2 separate regions of the Homo sapiens genome follow, and region 1 is linked to region 2. The links are chromatin loops, found by intact Hi-C in ENCODE. Cell type or tissue: heart right ventricle. All regions are shown on one strand.

Region 1 (8,000 bases), 120 kb before region 2:
GTGGACACTTGTCTTAAAAGCCATGGTCTTCATCTGGAGAATGCCACTGTGAATGCCACACCTGTGAACCGGAGCAACCCATTAGTAATGCTTTAGGTTGATAAAAGCAGGGAACTGTCTTGTTTGAATTTGGATCTGGTGTCCAAGTCTCTGTTTTTGAGAGGGGGTGTAGCATGGGGGTCAGCGAACGGACTCTGGGGCCAGATTGCCCAGCTCAGTTCTTGGCTCCACTGCTTACCACTTGTGTGATTCAAGGCGAGATATGTGACCTGCGTGAGCCTCTCTCCCTCAGCTCTAGGGTGGAGACGGTAATTATGCTAACTTTATAGAGCTGTGAGGAGGACTACATGAGTTCATTTCTACAAAGCGCCTGGCATGTATTATGTACTATATGAGCCTTGCCTATCATTAGTAATGTTATTAAAAAAATAAATCTTTAAATATAGTATATCCATGTTACCTAAAATCTGGAAAATGAACAAATCATTTTACTCTATCATAACTAGTCTCATAATTATTTCTTTTGAGTCATTTTTAAATAATTATTTTTTACTTAGTTTTTTTTTTTAAAACAAGAGCCAGTCTTTCCTTTCTCATCTCCTGCCAGATGTACAGCCTATGAGGCCTGCCCAAAATAAAACCAAACTCACTTCAGAAAGGGGCTCCACATCCACGCACACATGCCTGGGCTGCCTGCTTCCCCTCTGGCACATCCCGCCCCTGTGATAATTTCATCTCACATGGGGCTGCTTTCCACTGGATCCACAGGTCTCCTGCACAGCAAGGAAGCCCCCTTCTGGTCCTCTCTCCTCTTTCCCCTTCAGATCTGTTTCCCCTACTTGATAATTAAAATAGAAAAATACAGAAGATTTTTTTCAAAGTCTCCATTCTCGTTTAGAGTCTTTAGGGTAATTTTACTTAGGAGAAGGGACCCTCATACACATGGCCGTTTGTTCAAGCACCTGGTGGCAGGGACCACGCTGCCGGCTGGGAACAATGGCAGGTTGCCTGCTATCTGTAGAAAAGGATTTTCAAAGGCTGCGCAGAATTGAGATGCTGCTGAAGCAGAAAGTGCTGCACTTTTCAATGCTGCCATTTCCAACAGTTAGTACCTAGGGCCATCCTCCATGTAACTGAGGAAAAAACCCTGGAGGAAAGCTTAAAACGTTAAATGCCCCTAGTATCCATCTCCACTTTCAGTTGTACATACTTTAAACGTTTTATCACACAACATCGGTTGATGGTGGCCATAGATAAACCACAAGAGACAGAATTCATGCAGTCGAAACTTGGAATTCCATGTAATACCATCAGCCTCTCAGGTTCATGTTAATACAAGCACATATACCTGACTGATGCCACAAAGTCTGCTCTCTCTTGCCCTTCCTTCTCAAGCCTTTCCTCCCCTAAATTCTTTCTGCTACAGCAGATAGCCGCTGTGTGCACTGACCTCCAACAACTGGGATCCCAGCCTGTGGCTGCCAGCCAGACTGCTTCAGGAGTGACCAGACGGGTGAAGTTCCCCACCAGCTGTGCTCTGAGGATGGCTCAGGAGAAGTCAAAATTCACCCCGAAGCACTGAGAAGACCTGTTTCATAGACAGATCACGTCCATGGGTGTGGCCCGTACAGTCCTCCCAGTGGGGTTCCTGTTTGGTGTCACTTCAGGCAGCCGTGGCCCAAGCTAGCTGAGAGTGGGTGAGAAGCAGAGCTACACGGCTTGTTCCTTTGCCACCGGCTGGATGCTCCTTTATCTTTTCCCCTACTTACTTTTTTCTTCGATAAAGAGTCGACAAATAATTAAGAATTTACTAGACAGTCATATTGTACACTTACGAGCTCAGCACACAATTAAAATGTTTTAAATGACTTAGTGCCTTGTACGAACTTCATACACAAAAGTTTGGTAGTATGCATACCAATATTTGGTATTCAGCTATGGGTGTGTGAAAGAATTAGTACATCTTAAACCCAAATAAAAGCATTTTAGAAAAGAGGCATCACAAAAGGCATCTGGACACAGTCCCAAGAGCTGGTGAATCGGTCAGGACCAGCACAGAGGCTAGTGGGACAGAATTTTAAAAGATGTGGCACCAGCTGATAAAACCTAAAGCACTAAGTAGTAAGAGTATCAAAACTGACAGGACACGTAACTTTAAGTCAGGAGCTAAAGAAAACACAGGAGAGCTGACAATCAGAGCAGCTGAAATGGTTTTCCGTACCTCATTGCAAAAACTTTCACAATGAGTATTTGCTACTCTGGTGACGGTTCAAAGCCTTCCGCGAATTTGCAGCGTTACACAAGATGTCACTTTCTCCCCTCAATTTGCCTACGGCACCTACCCGGACTTCTCAGCTGTGTAGGCACCAATTTCAAAGAGGTCTGAAGCCAGTGGAGTAAAAGCATTTTAAGTGTGATGTTTTCTTAGGTTGAACATATCAAACACACATTTCTAGTACAATTCCAAATGTTTCAAAATATTATTTTAGTTGTTAAGAATCTTGAAATGAAAGCTCTGTTATTACAGAATGCCCCTGTTTTTATCATGCATTAAACCAAACCAACCCCCACCCCATTCCCTGGCTCTCAGAGAGAGGGACATGCGTGTGTGAGCGAGTGTCAGGCGTCCTGTGCACACACAGGCACGTCATGTTTCTCCTCTCACTCCGGACCCCTTGGGTTTCTATGGATTATTAATAATACCCACCCACCTGGCTGGCAGACTTTTCACAACACACCCTACAAGATTCTGCAAAAAAAAAAAGCAACACAATTTGAAAATACACAATGCCAACCTCCGGAGGAGGGAAAGAGAAAGAAAGGAATTAAGGGTGAGACCCAGACAGACAGACAGACAGACAGGCTCAAGGAAACTGTGTTCCCTGGGGTCTGGGCCATGCAGCCGTCGGCAGGTACTCAGCTCTTCTCGGCGCAGACTTGCTTAGCATGGCAATCGGCTGTCTGCCCAGGAGGATGAGGTAATGTCTAGGTTTAATGCCAAAATCTCTCTCACTGGCAGGACACATCGGGTAAATATTTCTACTGCAGGAGACCACATTCATTTGATGCTACTGCCAGTTTTATTATTGTTATTATGCTCATTAATATTAATACTCAGCCACTGTACCTATTTAAGATTGAAGAGGAGAAAGGCAAGGTTTTGCTGAAATCATGATAGCAGGTGCAGGGGGAAGAAAGTAGCCCCTACTCCACCCCCCGGCCTCAATCTCCCGCTAACAACAGTTACAGCACCAGCCTTCTGCAATCCCTTCCATCATCCTCAGCTGCACAGAGACCCCCTGCAACTTCCTCTCCAGGTGGCTGTAAATCTGGGACCTAGCAGTGACAATGGGTTTGGGGCGGGTGGGCATGAGGGGCTTGAAGGCTCCTTGAAGCGACCTTCCTAGTTATAATATTTGAAAATGTAGAATAATTTATGGGTCAGATTGCCAATGGTTCCTTCTCCTTTCTAAAAACCAATTCTGAATTTGCTTCACCATATTTTTGATGATGTGTTTTATGGCCTCACAAACTCCCAGCTGGTTCCCTCGATGATCTCGTCTCTGTGGTTACTGTCAACAATCCACATTCGTGTTGTGGCATATCATCTTACAGAAGCATTTAAAGCAGCTCAGGGCTTCTTTCCTCTGATGTAGATTTTCTCCATTGTTACTCAACGAGGCTCTGACATCAGCCTCCTTTCAGTTCAAAAGACAGGACGTTTTTCTGGGAGTCAGGAACTGAATGCAGAACTTCCCGCGGGCTTCACAAAGGACCGCCGAAAGGGACAGTCACACACTGCCATGGATGTGGTCTCCTCTCTGAGGAGCTGGGAATAACGCTGCCCTCCCACAGGCGCTGCTCCCAGGAGGGGCGGGAAAGCATGATGCCAAAGGGCAGTTTCAAAACTGGGCCCCGGGGAGCAGCAGCGTTAGGTGTGGACAACATGAAAAAGCACCTAAGACCCAGTGCTGTCCTGCAATGAGACAGAGACGCGGCCACTGTCCCGCACAGCCCCACGGGCAGAGGAGGCGCTCCAGAGGAGGGACTTTGAGAGACGACGCAATGTGCCTGCTGTGGGAAGTCACAAGACAGCTGCTATTCCCGGGCCGTCAGGGCCAGGCCAGCCTGGCTAGCTGCTGAGAGGGTCTGCACAGTGACTCCATGAGGTTAGCAAAATATATATATTTTTAAAGCCTAGCAACCTTTCCTAAACATTTTTTTTTAATCACCAAAACATCACATTGTAAGGAGTTTCAGATTATTCCCAACATTTCCCAATGTCAAGTCTTGGACAACATGTCTGCACCAAACATGTGCTTCTAAATAGAAAACCGAAAGTCCCTGTCAATCAGGAAGGTAACACTCTGGAGAGGAGGAGGAAAGGAAGTGAGACAGTGCTGGTGTCTTTTGTCATTAGGACAGTGGAGATGCGGCTGCTTGACCCAAGCAGCATACTGGAAGGACAGCTGAGAGCAAAAACGGAAAGGGAGCGTGGAGGTTTTCACAGCAGGACGTGTGTGGGCAGAAGGATTCTCCAGTGTCCACAGCAGGATACGTGTGTGGAGATGGATTCTCCAGTGTCCACGGCTGGACGTGTGTGGCAAAAAGGATTCTCCAGTGTCCACGGCGGGACATGTGTGGAGATGGATTCTCCGGTGTCCATGGCAGGACGTGTGCGGCGAGAAGGATTCTCCAGTATCCACAGCGGGACGTGTGTGAGTAGAAGGATTCTCCAGTGTCCACGGCAGGATGTGTGTGGCGAGAAGGATTCTCCAGTGTCCACGGTGGGAAGTGTGTGGCGAGAAGGATTCTCCAGTGTCCACGGCGGGACGTGTGTGGCAAGAAGGATTCTCCAGTATCCACGGCGGGACGTGTGTGAGTAGAAGGATTCTCCAGTGTCCACGGCAGGACGTGTGTGGCGAGAAGGATTCTCCAGTGTCCATGGTGGGAAGTGTGTGGCGAGAAGGATTCTCCAGTGTCCACGGCAGGACGTGTGTGGCAAGGATTCTCCAGTATCCATGGCGGGACGTGTGTGAGTAGAAGGATTCTCCAGTGTCCACGAAAGGACGTGTGTGGCGAGAAGGATTCTCCAGTGTCCACGGTGGGAAGTGTGTGGCGAGAAGGATTCTCCAGTATCCACAGCGGGATGTGTGTGAGTAGAAGGATTCTCCAGTGTCCACGGCGCGACGTGTGTGTGAGTAGAAGGATTCTCCAGAGTCCACGGCGGGACGTGTGTGGTGAGAAGGATTCTCCAGTGTCCACGGCGGGATGTGTATGGCGAGAAGGATTCTCCGGTGTCCACGGCAGGACGTGTGTGGCAAGAAGGATTCTCCAGTGTCCACGGCGGGACGTGTGTGGAGATGGATTCTCCAGTGTCCACAGCAGGACATGTATGGCGAGAAGGATTCTCCGGTGTCCACGGTGGGACGTGTGTGGCGAGAAGGATTCTCCAGTGTCCACGGCGGGACGTGTGTGGCGAGAAGGATTCTCCAGTGTCTACGGCTGGGGACATGTGTGGGGAGGATTCTCCAGTGTCCACGGCGGGACGTGTGTGGGGAGAAGGATTCTCCAGTGTCCACGGCGGGATGTGTGTGGGCAGAAGGATTCTCCAGTGTCCACAGTGGGACACGTGTGGCAAGAAGGATTCTCCAGTGTCCACAGCAGGACGTGTGTGGGGAAAAGGATTCTCCAGTGTCCACAGTGGGACACGTGTGGCAAGAAGGATTCTCCAGTGTCCACAGCAGGACGTGTGTGGGGAGAAGGATTCTCCAGTGTCCACAGTGGGACGTGTGTGGCGAGAAGGATTCTCCAGTGTCCACAGTGGGACACGTGTGTCAAGAAGGATTCTCCAGTGTCCACGGCGGGACGTGTGTGTGGAAAAGGATTCTCCAGTGTCCACGGCGGGATGTGTGTGGCGAGAAGGATTCTCCAGTGTCTATGGCTGGGGACGTATGTGGGGAGGATTCTCCAGTGTCCACGGCGGGATGTGTGTGGGGAGAAGGATTCTCCAGTGTCCACGGCAGGACGTGTGTGGGCAGAAGGATTCTCCAGTGTCCACAGTGGGACGTGTGTGTGGAAAAGGATTCTCCAGTGTCCACGGCAGGACGTGTGTGTGGAGAAGGATTCTCCAGTGTCCACGGCAGGACGTGTGTGTGGAGAAGGATTCTCCAGTGTCCACAGAGGGACGTGTGTGGCGAGAAGGATTCTCCAGTGTCCATGGCAGGACTTGTGTGGGCAGAAGGATTCTCCAGTGTCCACAGCAGGACGTGTATGGCGAGAAGGATTCTCCAGTGTCCATGGCGGGACGTGTGTGGAGAAGGATTCTCCAGTGTCCACGGCAGGACTTGTGTGGGCAGAAGGATTCTCCAGTGTCCACAGCAGGACGTGTATGGCGAGAAGGATTCTCCAGTGTCCATGGCGGGACGTGTGTGGGCAGAAGGATTCTCCAGTGTCCACAGTGGGACACGTGTGGCAAGAGGGATTCTCCAGTGTCCACGGCGGGACGTGTGTGGGAAGAAGGATTCTCTGGTGTCGTTTTCGCTGGCTCCTCACTCCCAGCTAACAAAGTGTTTCTTCCCATTGTAGCTTTGGCTTTCAGAAGTCAGCCTTCTTTCCTCCCCAAAGGGAGGGCTTTCCTCACATAAAAGAAAATTAAGGCTCCCCCATATGTGTTTTGACCTGGTATTATGGCATGAAAGCCACTTGCACCTTCTTACAAAGTCTTAGTGAACTACTTCTGAAAAATGGTAATAATTAAAAAGGGTTAAAAATACACAGTAGTCAGCCTTTTAAAAACATTACAAGACTGACACAGCAGGCATGTGAAAAAAGAAGGAAAAAAAAAAAACACTACAAGAGCCACCCTTTTGCCAGGCCCAGTGGCTCAGGCCTATAATCCCAGCACTTTGGGAGGCCGAGGCAGGAGGATCACTTGAGGCCAGGAGTTCATGACCAGCCTGGGCAACATAGTGAGACCTTGTCTCTACAAAAAAAACAAACAAATTAGCTAGGCATGGTGGCATGTCCCGGTAGTCCCAGCTATTCCGGAGGCTGAGGCAGGAGGATTGCTTGAGCCCAGGAAGTCAAGACTGCAGGGAGCTGTGATCACTGCACTCCAGCCTGGGTGAGAGAGTGAGACCCCATCTCTAAAAAATAAAAAGAACCCTTCTTTAAGTTGAAATAAAAGGAAGCTAAATAAAATGCTCTGTAACTAAGCAGTCTCCACTTTATTTAGACTAGAGAATGCTCATTATGAGTCAGGCAGCAGGCTGGATGGAAATTACTAATTAATTGAACATTATGGCTTAAAACACAGTAATTCATCTTACTTACTGCTTTTCTTGAATACATGCGCATTTCTTAGGTTTTGTTAAGCTAATGAAAGGTCATGTTTAAAGGTTATTAATGGGGAAGTTCTCATTCTGAGGTTGCTTGGCTTCACCTGTCTTCAAGTCCACTGGGGTGCCCAGGTTCGGGCTGGCTGCCTTGAGATTTGCTGGACAAATAGACGTGTGGGCATGACATTTTATACTATGTGGTTTTAATTCTGGTTTGCATTAATGCAGTGGTTTTGTGGTAACTGCCACAAACCTTGAAATCACACCCTTTCCCTCCCACCTCCCAATCCCTTTATTAACCTCGAGTATGGGGGACTTTGACTCTGATACCAGAACCAAGAGTCAGATTTCTGTGGTGTCCTCCTCTCGGAAAACATCAAATGACGTGACCCAGTTCGGTGCTGATGCTTGAGTCTCCCTAATTCGAAACACTAAATTTAACTGGGTACTTTAAAGGCTGAATTTCGATCTCCTCCGTTCTTCCTCTCCACAGGGGACATGGCTCAACTTCCACACGAAAGATTTAGGTCAGATGAAAAGATGGTATTAAAAATCTTCAACAAAAGATTTGTTAAGCATTAGACTGTGCTATTGCCTGTAGAAACCTCATCCCCTGAAAATCTTTTAATAGAATCAAGAAGAGACTGGGGTCATCTAATC
Region 2 (8,000 bases):
ACACCCATTAGAATGGTCATTATCAAAGACAAAAGATGAGAAGTATTGGCAAGGATGTGGAGAAAAGGGAACCCGTGTACACTGTTGGTGAGAATGGAGACTGGTACAGCCATTTCGGAAAACAGTATGGAGGTTCCTCAAAAGACTAAAAATAGAATCACCATATGATCCAGCAATCCCACTGCTGAGTACATATCCAAGGAACTGAAATAGGTATGTCAAAAATATATCTACACTCCCGTGTTCATTTCGGCACTATTCACAATAACCAAGATACGGAAGCAACCTAAGTGTCCTTCAGTGGATGAACACATAAAGACAACATGGTATGCATACACAATGGAGTACTATACAACCTTTAAAAAGAAGAAAATTCTGTCATTTGCAACAACATGGATGAAACGGGAGGACATTATGCCAAATGAAATAAGCCAGGAATTGAAAGACAAATACTACATGATCTCACTTATGAAACGGATGGACATTAAGCCAAATGAAATAAGCCAGGAATTGAAAGACAAGTACTACATGATCTCACTTATAGGTGGAATCTGAAAGAGTCAATCTCACAGAAGGAGGGTAGAAAGGAGATTACCAGAGGCAGGAGGAAGAACGATGAAGAAAAGGGAAATGTTGATCAAACATACAAAATTTTCAGATGGACTGGAGGAATACGTTTTAGTGACGTACTGCATTGCATGGTGACCACAGTTAATAAAAAAAGTATCACATATTTCAAAATTGCTAAAATAATAGATTTTTAACATTCTTACCACAAAAAATGATAAGTTGGTGAGGTGATGGATATATTAATTCATTTGAATTGAATATTTCTACCATGCATACATATACCAAAACATTACATTGTACCCCACATATATGCAGTTATTATTTGTCAAAATGTCAATTAGAAAAATGAAGTTATCATACATCCCACATGTCAAAAGGCTATGGGAAAGACTGAGGCCAATGTGGATCAAAATAGAAGAAACAACCAACTTCCCAGTTTTCTTATGCTGGCTTAATCACCCCCACCAATCCTTAACTTTACATCTTCTAAAAGAGAGGTTGGACACAGGTGTGTAATAGCTCCCATGAGGTCTAAGCGTGGTCATGGCCAGGATTTTTAGGACAGTGATGTGTGCGGTTCCCAACAAAAGCAGGGTGAACACAGCTGTGTTACCGCATCAATGGATAACGTGCCTATTCCTATATACACTCTGAGTCTCCCCCAATGCAATTTTCAAGGTAAAATGCAATTATAAATGCTGTAAAAAGTCTTCTTTCTCACTGCTAGCAACAAAGATTAGCTACCCTTTCTAGGAATACGCAGCAGAGGTGCAAGCTTCGTTCTGCTCAGTGAAAGACTGTGACCACCCAGAAGGGGCCAGAACCCAGCGGCACTCAGTAAGTGTGTCAGGTGACCAACAGGCAGCGCAGGGTGGGTGATCAGGACCCAGAGAAAACTCTGAGGGCCAGCACAGTCAGCAGAAGCCTGCAGGCCCTGTTCTGGACAAGACGTGTGCTTTTAGTTTAGAAACCAACCAGCAATCAGCACAGCCATGCTGGGCATCTGTGGAGCAAACACGTGGAAGGGTAAAAGTTGGAGGAGCTGAACAAACGCTGCTTGCCGGCCGTCCCTCCAATCTTCTGCTCTCGTGAGCCTCCTGCTCATGAGCTGCCACTCAGCTTTCCAGTCTCAGCCCAAACAACCCTCCCTGGAGATGCTTCTTTGATGGCCCCCAGTCTAAGTCCAGACCCTGCTACACAACCCGCAGCACCTGGTCGGCTTCCCAAAACATCTGCAGTTGCGACTCCACACGGGTGTCCTGATTGCACCATGCCTGCCCGTCTCCCCCACAAGTGCCATGAGAGCAAAGGCAGTGGCCAGCAGATCCTCCAGTTCCCCTTGGCACCCAGCAGGTGCCCAGTAAATACGTATTTCCTGAGCGAACACATGAGTGAAGGAAGACACTTACGTGAAGCTTCCCTGAGTACTATACACAGCGCAGAGAAGGCTCAGCAAACACCTACACAATTAACCCAGCCCTAGCTGCGCCTGGCAAGGGGCATTTCCCAGGTGGAGGTGCTGCTCCTCAGCCTGCTTGGCTGGGACCCTCCGGGCTGGTTTTCCCACCACCCCACTAGAAGAGTTGAGATGATGATTACAAGTGGTGAGCCTGCTGCACTTACACTTCCCACAAAGTCCTATCCAGCAAAGGCCTTCAGAGGTCATTGACTTAAATGCCCTCAGGCTACAGAGAGAGAGCAAGCGCTGCCCCATGGAGGCGCAAGAACTGCGCCCAACACTGGCAGCAGGAGAGCAGGACTGACCCTGGGCCTCTTGCCCTGAAGGCACTGCTTCCCATGCTACTCCTGAGGCCCAGGAAGCTCCCTAAACCCAAGTAGCTTAAATCAAGAGAGAAGGAGAGGGGGGAATACAGGAAGAGGCAACTTACCCAGGACGCAAGGTCACAGTCAAGATCCCCCCCAAGGCAGCAAGCACATGGTCATCATTCTACACACACACGCACACACATGCACACACGCACACACACGCACACACACACGCACACACACATGGAGGTTCTATTTATACTGGGAAGATGGGCAGGACTAACCAGGAAATAAATTAATTCAATATTGCACTTGAAAAATGTCATTAAGTCCCTCCCATAACAGAGCAACAGTTACTAAGGAAATAGAGCACGTCAAATGGAAAAACACCCCCACAGGAAGGGACATTTTAAAAACATGAACACTCACAAACCTAACCAAGTAAGTTACAGGGTATGTCTGCCTTACCAGTTATTCACAAAAACTTATATGAAACGCAGTCCTCCTCAGAGTCATTCAGGAATACAAACTGAACTGTGTCCGTATTATATCTTTCATTAAAAGACACTGTAAAAACAGATACATGGGGTTCAGGAAATGTGAGGGTCACACAGGGGCACGGAGGCCAAAATCCAATGGAGAAGTGAAACAGCCTTTTTTCCAAAATCAAAGTAGCACTCAAAAAACCGTAGTGCATAAAGAATTGACGCTGCAGTTTCATTTTTTATTTCCTCCTGCTGTGGACAGACTGTTTCGCTGGCGGAATGTCGGTTACCTAGGTGACAGCTCCACAGCCATGGCGACTGCTCCAGGCCCCACAGACGCTCAGGGCCGAGCCCCGGCCTGTGGATGCCGATCCCTGGCCACTCTACCCACCAGAGAAGTTCCAGGGAGAAAGGAACGCTGCCAACCAAAGAGGTCATTCTAAACCTCGGCAAACTGGGGCTCTGCTGCAAAATTTAAAAAAAATAAAAATGACCATGTTTGAGAGCTGCACGGCACAGCTCACCTATGCATCATCTCACCCTATGTTCATTTAGGATCAAAGAGGCAAAGGGCTTGTCATGAGACAGATGGGAGAAAAAGTGGGGAAAAGACCCTTGAGAAGCTATTTCCAACTTGAGCTGGGACCAGGTGTCCCACCAAGGGAGATGTCACACGTCTCCATGTGAGTGCCTCAGAGCTCATGGATAGTGCAGACCTTGGCAACGGCCAGTCAGTCTCAAGATCTCCTAACAGTAAAGAAAAGGAGGTGCTACAAATAAAACACCTCTGCCTCCAGGCAGCCAGCCGTAGGCAGAGAGCCCCAGGTAGGGGACCCACTCTGCTTCTGGTACCCGTGGTGACTCCCGGCCCTGGCTCCCATCTCCTCTTTTATACAATGAGGAGGTGAAACTGGAGGTCCCTCCCATTCCAAAAAGTCCCCTATGGCCATGTCTCTGGCCGAGAGAGAGGGCAAATGGGCATAAAAAAGGATACAGTGGGCGGGCACGGTGCCTCACGCCTGTAACCCCAGTGCTTTGGGAGGCTGTGGCAGGAGGATTGCTTGAGCCCAGGTGTTTGAAACCCACCTAGCCAACATAGAAAGTCCCCATATCTACTAAAAATATAAAAATTAGCTGGGCATGGCTGTGCACACCTATACTGGGGAGGCTGAGGCAGGAGGACTGCTTGAGCCCATGAGTTCAAAGCTGCTGTGAGCTGTGACTGCACCACTGCACTCCAGCCTGGGCAACATAGCAAGACCCTGTCTCTTCAAAAAAAAAAAAAAAACTAAAGAGAAACAAAAGAAAGGGACACAGTGCAGAAGCACAGAAAATCCACATGGAAATGCAAATCTGAGAGCAAGTCAGAGAAACAGGCTGCCTATAGCCAGGGAAGACTGAGTTGGAGTGTGATGAATTTTTCATGCTACTTTTCATCTCTGTGATGTGGGGGGGCAAAATAACATGTAGCTTTTGTAACACAACCTCCAAGCCATCCTCACCCTGGGTAGCTCAGTGGGATCTGGTTACTTGTTCAGCATAATGTAGTTCAGGGTAGCGTAGTGCCTTGCTGTAGGTCACCAATTCAGGAAGCAAGTACAAAACCCAAAACATCGATTCAAAGACACACACAGGCTGCAAACAGGAAAAGCAATAATTATATTAGAACATTCTTTAAAATGTCACCTTGACAAATCCAACACTTGATAAATCCTGAGGCTATATTCAAACCAAGTTGGAGAGAGTTCCCCCTAAAATAAACAGGATAACTGTCCTTAATGCATTAGTAAGTCTATAATTATCGACTCATATGATCTAGCAGCAGAGGAAGCCGCAAGGAGTCATATATCCGACCCCTGTGCTTTGTGGAGGAGGCGATCCAGAGGCTCAGGGAGAGGGGACAGGTTGAAGATGAGTGTGGGAGGAATGCAAGCCAGGGCTGGAACCAGGTGTCTGGATCCTGGCCCAAGCTTCCAGTTCCACTGTCTACACACAGCGGCCACAGGAGACACTGGCTCAGGAGGGAGAGCCTGCAATGCTAGGAAGACAGCCGTGCACACCTGCACCAGCCGCTCGCTGGGAATCAGGGAATACTGGGAAGATCTCTGCTTTCCAGGGCCCGAACCAGGCCATTCCCACAGCACCCACATGCACAAGGGAATGGGAAAGGGTCAGGGCTTGGCCCAGGGGCAGATGATCCCTGAGCAGACGTGCATTCTGGTCTGAGCCCGGTCTGAGCACATCACAGACACCTCCACTGTGGCCACCAGCCAAGCAGCGGCAATGCCCCTCCCAACCCAGCCCCACCCCCGTAGAGGTTCTGCTCCCACTGTGGCCTGGCGTGAGGGCTCGGGCTGACGGGCAGGGGGCTGGCGGGCAGGGGGCTGGCGGGCAGGGGCAGGCCTCTGCAATCCTCCACACCCAGGGATCTCCCCCACTCCAGCTTTCTTCAGATAAAATCAGCTTAAAATGGGCATGACAGGCAAACAAGAAGGGGGTCAGACCATAGGCTAACAAGTGTGGGCAGGAAGGGAGGGGGAGCTGTCTCATTCTTTGGTGGGAATAGAAAAGAATATGAACCGACAAGCTGTTTGTACGAAACAATTTTCATCTCCCTTGCCAAGCCACTCCTTGCTGTCAGCTCACAGCAGGCTTCCCTGGGACACCTGTGCCGGCCCACAGTCTTCCCTGCTCTCTGGCCTGCAGGACGCCACCAAAGCTGCATCTCTTCATTCAGTATTTCAACAGCTATTTGTGGGGTCATTACTCTGGCAGGCACTATTTTAGGAGCTGGGGAGACAGCAGTGAGCAAAACAAACCAAGCTCCTGTCACCATGGGGCCCAGATCCTTGTGTCTCGTCTGCCTCTGCAGGTGTTTCTGGACAACGCTTCCTGATTATCCTTGGCATTGACCATGGGGACTAGAATACAGCAGGTACCCAATAAATGCTGACTGTACTGCACAGAATTCTAGCTGAGCCTCAGCTAGGTCACCTCCTTTTCAATCTATGGCCTCTGTCCTGCATCTGGGCACCACACACAAGTGGCTGCTGGCCTGGGGGTGCCCCATGGGGGACATCGTGGCTGGGAGTTTACTGCACAGGCAGTGCCCAGCCCCACACTGTTTCAAACATGCTCAAACAAGAGCCTTATACAAAGGGGCCAGAGGACAAAAGTCTGGGCTCTGGCCACATTGGGTTCACCTCATTCTAGGCTGTGTGTGACTTAGGCAGTTACTTAAAGCCCCTGAGCCTCAGTTTCCTTGGCTGTAAAATGGAAGCAATGATGGCACTGGCCTGATGGAGCCATTGTGTATCTAATGAGAAAACACAAACAAAACCCTAGATCTAATGAGGGCTGGAGAAGTTACCACCCCTCCCAAATTACTACAACCTGCCTCAGCAGATGGCCGATGAAATCGCGTCTCTAACACGGCTCAGCCCACCCTCTTCCAGTTCTGATCTGACCCAACTGATACAACGTCAGATTCATCTCCTAGTTCCTCTGCTAATTTGTCTTGATTTTTTTAAAAAGTTCCCAATAGATAAAAATCAAAGCTCAAATCATTCCATGCCAGCTAAAATTAACAACAGAGAGAAACAGGAGAAAGGATACAAAATTAGAGAAAGTGTGTGGGTGAGGTTTTTGGTATGAAATGTGGTAGAATAGTAGAAGAGGAAAAAAATGTCAAGAAAGAAACTTGCCTTTAAAAGGAAAAAGATAGAGGCTCTTGATATTTGATTGGCTTTTTTTCATGTTTTCATACTGAAATATAACATTTAAAAAGCAGCAATAGAAAGAAAAATAATAAATTTGACCAAGTTTTTACATCTCCTTCTCGGAAAATCATCACGCAGGGTCCTGTCTGCTGTTCTTCCGTCTCTTTTCTTGTGTGGTTTGTTCCCTTGGTAAAGTGCTGACCTTTTAAGTTCTTCACATGCACCTCTCAAGCTTCCACACAGCCCTGAGAACGAAAGATGGCACAGAGAGGGCAACAAACCACCCTTCTGACAAGTAGGGTGCTCCCATGCCCCTCTGCCGGGCGAGGCAGCCTGTGAACCTGCAACTGTCCCCAGGAGCAGCTGTCACAGAGTGCAGGGAACTCAGGGGAAGGCTGCCTGGTCCCTAACTAACGGGGCCACACCAGGACACGCAGCAAAACACCCTACACCTTAAGGCTCAGACAAACTGATCAGCGATATAACAGCCAATGTTCCCTACAGAAATGAACGATCAGAGTCATTTCAGTCGCCTGCGTTCACAAAGCCTCCTAAGCATTCCTTGTTCACCAAGCTCCAAACCAGCTCCACAAGTGCCTCTTAAATCAAACACACAGGGAACAGCTGAGCTTTCATGAAGCACTTCTGTCTCATTTGCTCACATTCATTATCTGAGGAATATATATTCCTTTAGGACAAAGAAAAACTGTCCACTTTATATAATTTTTCACAACTCGGTATCCAATTCAAGGTGAGTGGGGGTGGACAGAAATGCTCCAGTAAGACTTTTCTTAGATATTTCCAGGGGAGACTCTGTGTTGTCTGGGATGGGCCTGCGAGGCTCTGCCTATTGCTCCATGCAACTTAATGTAGGCTCAATGGCGGGTCACGCTCGCGAAGCTCTTGGGACTGGCCAGCAGTTTGTGCTCTGGCGGAATGATGACTCCTCACTGCCTGAGTATGTCCATTATGACAAAAGGTAGGGGAAGTCCCACTTTCCTCTGGAGAGAGGAAGCGGTTTCTATTGCCTGAAGAGGAGAAACAGATACAGGCCCATCTGATATCCTCTTAGAACTTAAACTTCGGTTCAACCACTCTGCTATTTCTCCCACTTAAGGGAACCAGAAGAAGAAATTATTTGCAGTTAATCGCGTGCCACCCTAGGAAAGTCATGGGTTGTACAACCACCTGGGAGAAGGCACGGGCACTCATCTAAGAGCTAAAAAAAGATAACCTCTAGACCAGCCTTTCCAAGAATGACTTGCAATTCAAGCAGCAAAACCATCATTGAGGCAGACCAAGTTATGGAAACAGACGTGACGCAGCCTAGTCAGTTCATGTTGGTGAAATAACTTAATCTGGCCACAGAAATCCAAGGAGATGCATATTTCAGCCGATGTCTGAAGGACAGAATGCAAAACAGTGCTGTCAGAGGATGGCTCTGGCGTTGATGTTACCG

What was found. Peaks named below come from ENCODE experiments on the same cell type or tissue, not always from the same donor. Only the 100,000 strongest peaks of a DNase experiment are listed, where the experiment ranks them.
Region 1: it touches region 2 in a loop (2.3-fold over the local background); 12 of 110 quality-filtered maps call a loop at or near these places.

Annotation. Positions count from the first base shown.
Region 1 is chr18:13,496,349-13,504,348 of GRCh38, reverse strand. All of the region lies in intron 4 of LDLRAD4 (low density lipoprotein receptor class A domain containing 4), which reads right to left. Among named protein-coding and RNA genes, the nearest start is that of LDLRAD4-AS3, 29 kb to the right of the region's middle. RefSeq lists an enhancer at 3,452-4,109. In heart right ventricle, a CTCF peak has its summit at 3,986; DNase peaks (open chromatin) are centred at 1,497, 2,948 and 3,918; H3K4me3 peaks cover 937 bases; H3K27ac peaks cover 4,173 bases.
Region 2 is chr18:13,377,187-13,385,186 of GRCh38, reverse strand. The region is part of intron 2 of LDLRAD4 (low density lipoprotein receptor class A domain containing 4); the gene reads right to left. Among named protein-coding and RNA genes, the nearest start is that of LDLRAD4-AS1, 46 kb to the left of the region's middle. RefSeq lists enhancers at 3,054-3,678, 4,370-4,869, 4,870-5,371 and a silencer at 7,343-7,637. In heart right ventricle, no CTCF peak of the experiment used is centred here; DNase peaks (open chromatin) are centred at 2,546, 3,116, 5,006, 5,556 and 3 weaker places; H3K4me3 peaks cover 1,406 bases; H3K27ac peaks cover 6,837 bases.